2 separate regions of the Mus musculus genome follow, and region 2 is linked to region 1. A link is a loop called in an ENCODE intact Hi-C map of the cell type or tissue named here. Cell type or tissue: heart. All regions are shown on one strand. Each heading gives the region's core, and the rest is flanking DNA. Links, peaks and the distances in the headings are about the cores only.

Region 1 (5,294 bases), core at 841-4,840:
CACGTGGGTACTAGGAGTCAAACCCAGGTCCTTGGGAAGGTGCCGACCCATCTCTCCAGTTTCTCCAACAGCAACTGTGTGAGTGCAAGTTAGACACTTGCAGAGTCTTGCTCAGCCCTCTGAATTGCTATCACATGTGTCTACAGCCTTCTCTTATGGATGAGCACACAGGATGATTGAAGGATGGGCCTTGCTGGAGTAGCTGGTAAGGGGCTGAGCTGGGCATCCTAAGGCTGCCAGGCCTGTGTCCTCTACAATGCAACTTGTTGATTCAGTGCTCATCCTCAACACTGTCTTATTTTAGTTTTTTGGTTTTTCAAGACGTGGTTTCTCTGTGTAGCCCTGGCTGTCCTAGAACTTGTTCTGTAGACCAAGTTGGCCTTGAACTTACAGAGATCTGCCTGATGCTCCCAACACTATTTTTGCATCTGTTCAAAGGAGCACTTAAATGAGGTAATACATAACTCTGGACTTTAGATTAGAAGACTATTTGAGAAGGAATAAAGCAATAGCTAGGAGGTATTCTTCAGCACAGAAAAATGGAGTCTTAAACAATTATCAGCCAAGCGTGATGGTGTACACCTTTAATCACAGCACTCAGTCACAGAGGCAGATGGATCTCTGTGAGTTTCAGGCCTGTTTGGTTTACATAGTGAATTCCAGGACAGCCAGGGCTACATAGAAGACATCAAGAACGGGCTGGGGAGATGGCTCAGCGGGTAAGAGCACTGACTGCTCTTCTGAACGTCCTGAGTTCAAATCCCAGCAACCACATGGTGGCTCATAACCACCTGTAATGAGATCTGATGCCCTCTTCTGGTGCTTCTGAAGACAGCTACAGTGTACTTGCTTATAATAAATAAATCTTTGGGCTGGAGCGAGTCAGGGACTGAGAAAGTAGGGCTGACTGGAGCGAGCAGAGGTCCTAAATTCAATTCCCAACAACCACATGAAGGCTCACAACCATCTGTACAGCTACAGTGTACTCATATACATAAATAAATCTTAAAAAAAAAAAAAAAACAAGAACAAATCCTATCCTATTTGAAATTGCATGAGAAAACACGTCTCTAGTCCCTGAACTCGATAGTCTGAAGGAGGACTGATTGTGAGGTTGGGCTACACAGCTAGACACTGTCTTTTTTTGTTTTTGTTTTTTTGTTTTTTGTTTTTTTCTAGTCAGGGTTCCTCTGTGTATTCCTGGCTGTCCTGGAACTCACTCCGTACACCAGGCTGGCCTCGAACTCAGAGATCCATCTGCTTCTGCCTCCCAAGTGTTGGGATTAAAAGTGTGCGCCGCCACTGCTCAGCTAGACACTGTCTTAAATGCAAAACAAAAAAAAAGCTGGGCCTGTTAATCCCAGCACTAGGAGGCAGAGGCAGGTGGATCACTATGAATTCAAAACCAATTTGGTATACAAAAAGCAAGTTCCAGGACAGCCAAGGTACAAAGAGATACACTGCCTTGGAAATAAATGAAGGAAGGGAGGGAGGGAGGGAGGGAAAACCCTGCAGCCAATGAAGAAATCCCAGCTAGCGAGCTGCCTCTGAGGACCTAGTGAGAACTCGAATACTCTGCATAGGTGTTCTTGTGCCTCCGGCCTCTCATCCCTCTTCTCTGTAGTCTGGAGCAAACTAGGCTTGGCTCATGTATCCATCCACCCGCTCTTGAGCAGATAAGCACTTACTCACTCTCTGGCTGACGGCATTCGTGCTGGAAATGTACAGATAAAGGAAAGACGAAGTCCCGCCCTCAATGGAGCTAACAGTCAGAAAGGCTCAGCCGAGAGCCCAGCCCTTCTGAGGGAGAGATAATCTTCAGGTTCTTTCTGGCTTTCTTTTTCCTGGGCTTTTGGCCATGAAGCCCTGCAAACATGCAGTTCCGGTCATCCAACTTTGTTATCTAGACCAGACATGGAGTAAGAACCAAGGCCTCACAGGTTTCTAGCTGGGAACACAACGTGTAGGAACTGATGGTGGAAAGGATCAGTGCCTGAACACATACTGAGTCTTGGGGAACGACTGCATTTAAAAATAGAGTTGGATGTGGTGGCGCACACCCTTAGTTCCAGCACTCAAGAGGCTGAGGCACTGATCTCTGTGAGTTCAAGAACAGCTTGGTCTACACAGCAAGCTCTAGGCCAGTATGACTCTGTCTGAGAAAAGCAATTTTAAAAAGATGTGTTTGGGTCTACAGAGATGGCGCTCAGCTCCTCTAGAAGTTCTAGGTCCAGTTCCCAGCACTCATATGGCAGCTCACAACTTCCTGCAACTCTGGTTCCAGAGAATCCAGGGCCCTCTCCTGGCCTCCTCAGGTACTACATACTTGTGGTACACATACATGCAGGAAGACCATCCACACCATAGATTTTAATCTCTAGAAATGTCTTATTTTACCTATGTGAATGTATGTGTGTCTATGCGTGTGTGTATGTTCTTGTGTCAGCTGTGACCAGAGCTTCTGGGTTCCCTGAAGCTTCTCTGAGCTTAGTGTGGGTGCTGGGGACTGAACTTGAATACTCTGCAAGAGCAGGAAGAGCTTTTAAGTGTTGACCCATTTCTTCAGCCCCAGTTGTTGATGATACTCTTCCCTCCTCCTCTCTTCTTCTTCAAGTCAGTTAGTCTGTCTGTCTGTCTATCTGCCTGCCTACCTGCCTGTCTACTTACTTACTTACTTACCTACGCTACCTACCTACACAAGTGCTGTACTTATTTAGTGTGCAGTATTTTGCCTGCCCAGAGTTTATGCACCACCACATGCTGCCTGTAGAGGGCAGAAGAGGGCAACAGAATCTGGAAGTGCTGGTGCTGTCATGTGGGTGTTGGGAATCCAACCTAGGTGCCCTGGAAAGTCCAGCCAATGAGCTTCGTGGCTGAGCTACTTTATTCTTCAATATTCAGGCCAAGCTTCATGACATCTAGGAAAGCTTCTAACAGCCAGTCAAGTTACCAACACATAAGAGGAAAGTGGAATTCTTTCAAAGCACATCGTAAAGAGTTCTGAATATATAAGGCCCCTGGCCCTCTTACAGGCTTACCTATATCAATGCAATGGAGATCATCAAAGAACTTGTCCCCTGCCAATCCTCCGTGGATGAAGAGTTTTGTGCCCGCTGCCACCATCACATGGCCATGCCGAGGAGACGGAGGACTTCCATGTGTCTCCGGTTGAGACCATGTCAGAGTGTCTACAAAGGTAAAGGCATTAACACTAGGTAACCTGTCTCTGCAAGCACCTCCCAGGGCAGGGCGCTCCAAGAAGGAAGTCACCTCAGAGTCCTTCTCCCCAGCTTACCAGCAGGAGACCTCAATCCCACTACGTAACCTCTACTTGGATACTCGCAGGGCTGTAAGCTGCAAAGCCAATAACCCCGCATGCTGGCTTACAGTCTGGCTAGTAGGAAGCCATCTCTTGCTTTGGATTGAGAAAAGCTTCGAATAAGAACTACCTCAAAGTTAAAATAAGTGCGCATGCTTCTTCTGTGAGAAACCTTCAGAGCTCTTCTTTTTTTTTTCTTTTGTTGTTGTTTGCTTTTGAGAGGTACAGGAAATCGAACCCAGGGCACTGCATACACTGCACTGCACTGCACACACTGAGTACATGCTTTACCTTTGAGCCACACCCAACCGAGAGTCACCACCTTTTTGTCATTGTCTTTTGAGACAGGGTCTCATTATATAGCTGTGGCTAGCCTAGAACTATGAAGACCAGGCTGACCTCAAATTCGAAGAGATCCGCCTGCTTCCACCGCATAGGGCTGGGATTAAAGACATGTGCCAATACACCAAGCTTGACTCTTTTTTTGAGGCAGGTTTCATGTCTCGTAGGCTAGGCCTAGTCTCTCGACTGCTGGGATTATAGACACTCATCTGCCATTGCGCTTGGTCTGTGTGGTGCTAGGGACTAAATGTGTACAGGGTTTGGTGCATGCTAGACAAGGACTCTACTTAGTGTAAAATCTTTTCTCAAGTCCCTGTCTCCTGTTTGAGAGATAAGTGAAGCTGAGGTGGCCCTGGCCAGGAAAGCAGCCCCAAGATCCCTATGTCCCCAGCCCATACTTGCGTCAAATACATGCAACTTCACGTCCTCCACAGGCTGGGCACCTCTCTCTCCTCCCCCAAAGACGTATAGTTGGTTTCCGATAGCTGCGGACGATGTGTGGAATGTTCTTGGGGATGGAGGGGAGCCAGTCACTTCTGGTGTGCTCCACGTCCTGTCTTCTAGTCCAGAGAGAAAATAAGCATTTAAAAGACCTAGGCTTAAGGCTCTGTCCTTACTCTTTGTTTTCTGAGGTGCTGGGGATCTGTACCCCGGGCCTGCTAGGCTTGCAGTCTCCTACTGATCCACTTCTGCAGACCTGGACCTTGACAGGGTCTCCTTTGTACCTGAGTCTCTGAGGAACACAAAACAGTATAAGACAGCACAGCACAGCACACGGTGCAGCACACAGAGCGCAGCTCAGCACAACACAGTGCAGTACACAGCAGAGCACAGCACACACAGTGCAGTAGAGCAGAGCAGAGCACAGCGCAGCACAGCTCAGCACACACAGCTTAGCACAACACAGCACAGCAGAGCACAGCACAGCATTAGGCAGGGATCTCATACTCTCCAGTGCCGAGCAAGCACAGGATGATATTAGAGCTCTTATTCCCTGGCTCTTACTCTTGCTCCCTTGTCCCCCTCTCTCTCCACATTTCCTTCTCCCCTCTCTCCACATGGTCATGGCCGGCCTCTACTTCTCTACTCTTCTCCTTCTTTCTGCCTTTCTACAATAAATGCTTTAAAACCATTAAAAAAAAAAAAAAACCAAGATGATATTAGAGGTTGTTCAGACAGGTGAAATTCCCAAAGTTAAGAAGCCACAGGTTGAGTTAGGAGTGAGGTCAGGAGCGTGTCTGAGTGCGGATCCACTGTGCTGACGGCTCTGTGCTTGCAGGAGTCCAACGCCTGCTAACATCCACTCCCACTGGATGCTAGAGTCCAAACGGGCCAAACTTCCTAGAAAATGTGGCCATTGAAAGAGAGTAGATGAGGCTGGAGAGATGGCTCAGTAGTTAAGAGCACTGGCTCCTCTTCCAGAGATTCTGGGTTCAATTCTCAGCAACCACATTATAGATGGAGTCTTACAACCACCTGTAATGGGATTTGATGCTCTTTTCTGCTGTGCAGGTACAAATAAAGAACTTATATATATAAACCACTAAAATAAAATAAAATAAAATAAAATAAAATAAGAAAGATAGCAGCAACCTCACTGCACTTTTAGAGGTACTACTGATAACCAACTGAA
Region 2 (5,294 bases), core at 410-4,409, 71 kb after region 1:
TGACCCTCCAACCATAAAATTATTTTTGTTGACACTTCATAATTGTAATTTTGCTACTGTTACGAATCATAATGTAAATGTTTTAGGAGACAGATTTGCCAGTGGGGTTGCAACCCACAGGTTGAAAACTGTGGGCTGCTGAAATGGCTCAGCTGTTAGAAGCACCGACTGCTGTTCTGGAGGTCATGAGTTCAAATCCCAGCATCCTTATGGTGTATTCACATACATACAAAAAAAAAAAAAAGGGCCGGGCGTGGTGGCGCATGCCTTTAATCCCAGCACTCGGGAGGCAGAGGCAGGCGGATTTCTGAGTTTGAGGCCAGCCTGGTCTATAAAGTGAGGTCCAAGACAGCCAGGACTATACAGAGAAACCCTGTCTTGAAAAACCAAAAAAAACCCCGAAAAACAAAACAAAACAAAAAAACAAAACAAAAAAAAGAAAGAAAGAAAAAAGATTTGTGAACTACCATGTGGTTGCTGGGAATTGAACTCAGGACCTTAGGAAGAGCAGCCAGTGCTCTTAACCGGTGAGCCATCTCTCCAGCCCCTTAGCTATAATTTTATAACCACTGTATTTATGGTGTGGCTCCCTCCATAGATGGGAAGTTTGAGAAAGGGCCCACCGTCTCACATCAGGGGAAACTTGTGTATGAGAACCAGGATCATTTATCGCCACTGTACCAGACTTAGTAGTTCCTGCACTGGAGCCACTTCTTGAATAATTAAGAGGTTCATAAGCAAAGTTAGCAGTGCTGAGGTCAGTTGCCACAGCAAAGGTCAGAGGTGAGAAACCAGCAGCCCGGCATATCCAGAGCACGGAGTGCCAAAAGGGAGTGTAGGAGTCAAGGCTAAAGCTGAGCAGAACTTGAGGAGCTGGGTCAACCTGTGATGCAATAGCAGCTGGTTTAAACCTCAGACAGTAGTGAACACCCCTTACTGACAACCCGTTGGCACGAGTCTCTCTCAATGGCTCCTGAAGCAGCAGGGTAGAAACTACTGCGTGCACAGAGGCTAGCTCACTCTAGTGCTCCGTGTTGAGCTGGCAGTCACAGAAGGATCTGAGGAGAAAAGGTACCTACTGTGAAAACTTTCAAGGCAGCACAGTGTAGCTCCGGGAAGGGCTGGTTACTGATACCACGGAAAAGCTCCAGGGAGTCTCGAGACATGGAGGAAAACCAGGATTCTGTCATTCCCAGGAAGTCATCAGTCTGCTGCTCAGGCTGCAGCACAGAAAGGAAATGCCCATGGCAAGGTTACCACAGCCAGAGAAAAGCCCGTGCCTGAGTCAGGAAGCCTTGGATAAATGGCATTCTGTGAGCCCCTTGGAGAGAACCCATCTCTCAATCCAGGCCAGAAAGCTCCCATCTTTGTTGGACGGGATGAACTACTCACTAGGACTCCTCCAGTTCTATTACTCTGTCATTCTATGTTACACTTAAGATATGGACGGTGATGGCACACGCCTTTAATCCCAGCACTTGGGAGGCAGAGGGAGGTGGATTTCTGAGTTCGAGGCCAGCCTGGTCTACAAAGTGAGTTCCAGGACAGCCAGGGCTACACAGAGAAACCCTGTCTCGAAAATAAAAAACACAAGCAGACAAACCAAAAGATATGAGTAACCGAGCTGCTGATGGCTCAGCGGGTAAAGCCCTGGCTGTGTGAGCCTGACAGCCCGAGTTCAGTCCTCAGGTGTCATATAGAGTAGGAGAGAACTGACTCCATCAAGTTGTCCTCCGATCTCCACATGTGCACTATGGCACGTGTGCCTATACATATGCACATCTCCTGTAACCCCCTTCTCTCACTCACGATGATAGATTTCGGGAGTGAGAAGGGGTTATGGGTAAGCTAACTAAGACTAAAGAAGCAGCCCCCACCCCCAAGGGACTCTGATCCCTGCATGAGTGGACAATGCTGTTCCCAGAGGAAATGGGCTAGTAACTGAAAACCCCAGCGACTCCCTACAGTTGGGAGGTCCCAGAGAGCACCTCCCCTATTAAAGCAGGTTATGCCTGTTGCTCTTAGCTGTCCATCATAACTAAATGATAACCCTGGAAAACTTCTTCTAAGCTGCCTAGCTTCCGCAGTACCATAAACTGCTCTCTGCAGGATGCAGGGGAGCAAAGACATCAGTGTTCTTGCCCAGTGCTGGACCTGAACGCTGTGCCCACTTGCGATGACTGTTATGAGGAGAACCAAGCACCTGACTGGACTGAGGCCTGCTCCATAGGACAGCATTCAGGCTTGGTACCGTAAAGCTGCAACTCCAGTTCTAGGGGTCTGAGCCCTCTCCTGGCCTCTACAGGCACTGCACACAAGCGCTAAACACCCATACCCATACCCATACCCATACCACACCACACCACACCACACCACACCACACCACACCACACACCACACCACACCACACCACACCACACCATACCATAAAATGACCCATGGCTGTGGAAGTCAAAGGTCTTAGAGGGGCACCTCCTATTGTTGTTTTGCTAGCTGCTCATGTTTATATTTAGATTTGTGAGGCTTTCAGCCTTGGTCAGAGATGCTTCTTTTTGCAATGGGCAGTGACTGGGAATAAGTGACTTTAATATTGCCTATAGTGACACATCTGTATCAATCCCCTGCTTCTCAAGGCTCAGGGAACTCTGAAGACGAGAGGGCAGAAAGAATTTAAGAGCTGAAGATGAGAGGAGTGCTTGAGATGGCTAGCTGCTGTGGTTCCCTGCACAAACTTAAGCCAACCAAAACCCCAATGCAGCCAAGGAAGAGCTAGAGGAGTTGACAGCAGCCAGGGAGGAAGGGGGAGTCTTGCATGTGTGGCCATGACCTCAAACCCTGTGCATATGGGCAGCACTAATTACATAATAAGAAAGAAAGCAGATAGTCATGAGGTTGGAGAGGACATTGGAGGAACAGGGAGGGGACACTGGAAAGGAGTGGACACAATCAAATGTATGCATACGTGTATGCAACTCTTGAATAAATTGAAAAATACCCTTACAAAGTTTTCATGTCCCAGTAACATAGTGAAGGTAGCTCTCACTCTCCTGGAACTCACTCTGTAGACCAGGCTGGCATTGAACTCAAGAGTACCTGCCTCTGCCTCCCAAGTGGTGGAATAACCACTGCCCTGCTTTGTTTTGTTAGGTCTTGAGCCAGGGTTTCTCTCTGGAGCCCTGGCTGGCCTGGAACTCAGAAACTACTAGTGCCATGCCGATTCGTCCTCCCAAACACAGACAGCCCGCTGCCCTTCATTAACTTCCCCGTGTACTTACCGATAAATACAGGAGAGAGGAAACTGCATCCAAGCACCTAATCTTCAGCTCCGTGGAAGCATTCTTTGCTTGATATCCTACTCTCATGAGGACACGTTCAAAGCGGGTTCCTGTGAAGGATAAGGTGACACATTAAACCCAACCAGTGCTGCCCATCTCGTTCATACTGCTGTGCTCCACCACCACCATCCTTCTCAACAGCCCAACCTGAGACGAGGTCCCAACAAGCAAACCCCACCCTCCCTTCTCTCTCCCTGGTGCCTGATCTCGGCTTTCTGTTGCTATGAACTTGACCTCCCTATGTGCTTAACATAAGCTTGTCTGTGAATCGTGCAGTACCTGTTCTCCATGCCTGGCCCTCTTGTTTTAGCAAAATGTCTTTAGACCGCCTCTGTGCTGCAGCTTCTGTCACAGCCTCACACTTTCACACACATGTAACTCATTCATCCACCACGTACATTATGGGGTTTAAATTGCTTTGAGCAGATAGATACTGCTCTACACAGGAGTATATAGACACTGCTTGAACCTTTGCTTGCCATATTGTATTCCAGAGTTGCTGGCTCATACGCTAGCTCTGTTTTAATTTTTCTGTGGAACTTCCATACTGTTTTCTAACATCTGAACACTTGTTATGCTTAGAAGAAAATAAAGGTAGCGGCTACCCTCATGGGTACGAAGTGAAAAGCAATGGACGCTCAGCACGGTAAAACATTACGGAGGAGTGCAGTCAAAGGTTCCAACCTGCACAGGCTCGGAAGGGTCTCGACACAAAGTGTTCCTTCTGACTCTCTCTGTGCTTCTGAAATACTCAAAACCCTGAAGAAGCTGCTGCTGTGCTATTTTGATAAATGAGGAACGTGACCAGAGAAGTTATGTAAATGAAATTCATACAGCTTCCGTCAGTGTAGAAACTCGAACACAACATGAGCAATGCCATAAAATTAAGGAAAATGTTAGCAGCAAACCACATGGTTCTTGTTGGATGAAAGCCTACATATAGTAAGGAGCAAAAGCCACAGCTTTCAGTACTAATCACAAGACTCTGGGAGGCAAGTTCATGTTAGGGATAAGAAGACTGTCGCCTGCAAAAGTAGTTTCTAGAACAGTTATCCCACCAGCAGATGAACCTGAACATGAAATCCTGGCCCAAAATATGTCTTACAAAAGCCAAGTCAAGTCACACCAACCTGTCTTCTGTAAAACTTGTTTTCCTTCAACACTGGATCCCAGGATTCCAACTGTGTCGACAGCGACACCAATCATGGTGGGGTCTTGACTATCCGCCATTTCAAACACCTTCTCCAGAAAAACAGGGTAGCGCTCACAGATCTGCTGAGGACTATCCATGACGGCCAGGTTTCCAAAAAACTTCACAAATCCTAAAAGATTTACAAAAATAGACGTTAGGAGAAGGATAAGAAACACAAGTTGGGGGCTCCATGTTTCCACAGGAATTATCAGTAACTGTAGGCAGCAGGAGGAGACAGATAAGCACTGTGCTGCCTGCAGCGGACAGCTAAGGAGATTCAAAGACCCATCTGTGTGGTTCCAAGAACGAAATTCCCCAAGGTGTCAACGGAGCTTGAGGGGAGAGGCAGAGAACTATCTGTGTGTTACAGGTCAGCTTGGTCTATAGCCAGGTAGGGAGAGAAGGAAACGGAGGAGAGAGAGACAGGGAAGGAGGGAGGAAGAGAGAGAACATAGGCACACCAATGGATACCAATGACAGGGAGTGATTGCACCAGGTGCAATCACTGTAAACTTCAGCAGACCACCTCAAGGGGCATTACCCTCAGCTACTCGAGTGTGTGAGGAAGACTAATCAACCCGACCTGGAGTGAAATGGGCGGGGTGAATCCTCCTCATCTCACCGCACAGAATGCACAGATCTGGACTCGGTGCACGGCAGCATACTGGTATATTGGTATTCTGATTTATTTCTCACTCAACTGTTGATTTTTTGAGAGATGGTTTCTCTGTGTACTTCTGGCTGTCCCAGAATCACTGTAGACCAGG

The links. A loop is a pair of places that touch in the nucleus more often than their neighbours do. Peaks named below come from ENCODE experiments on the same cell type or tissue, not always from the same donor. Only the 100,000 strongest peaks of a DNase experiment are listed, where the experiment ranks them.
Region 2: it touches region 1 in a loop (2.1-fold over the local background); 1 of 42 quality-filtered maps calls a loop at or near these places.

The regions. Positions count from the first base shown.
Region 1 is chr2:34,781,508-34,786,801 of GRCm38, forward strand. It overlaps Rabepk (Rab9 effector protein with kelch motifs), which reads right to left. Exons shown (of 8, transcript NM_145522.4): 5 at 4,060-4,221; 6 at 3,039-3,188. Among named protein-coding and RNA genes, the nearest start is that of Hspa5, 12 kb to the left of the region's middle. In heart, for the core only: a CTCF peak has its summit at 2,760 (motif pointing right); no DNase peak of the experiment used is centred there; H3K27ac peaks cover 1,586 bases.
Region 2 is chr2:34,853,173-34,858,466 of GRCm38, forward strand. Psmd5 (proteasome (prosome, macropain) 26S subunit, non-ATPase, 5) reads right to left here. Exons shown (of 10, transcript NM_080554.2): 7 at 4,466-4,657; 8 at 3,276-3,385; 9 at 1,080-1,220. Among named protein-coding and RNA genes, the nearest start is that of Psmd5, 15 kb to the right of the region's middle. In heart, for the core only: a CTCF peak has its summit at 2,274 (motif pointing left); no DNase peak of the experiment used is centred there.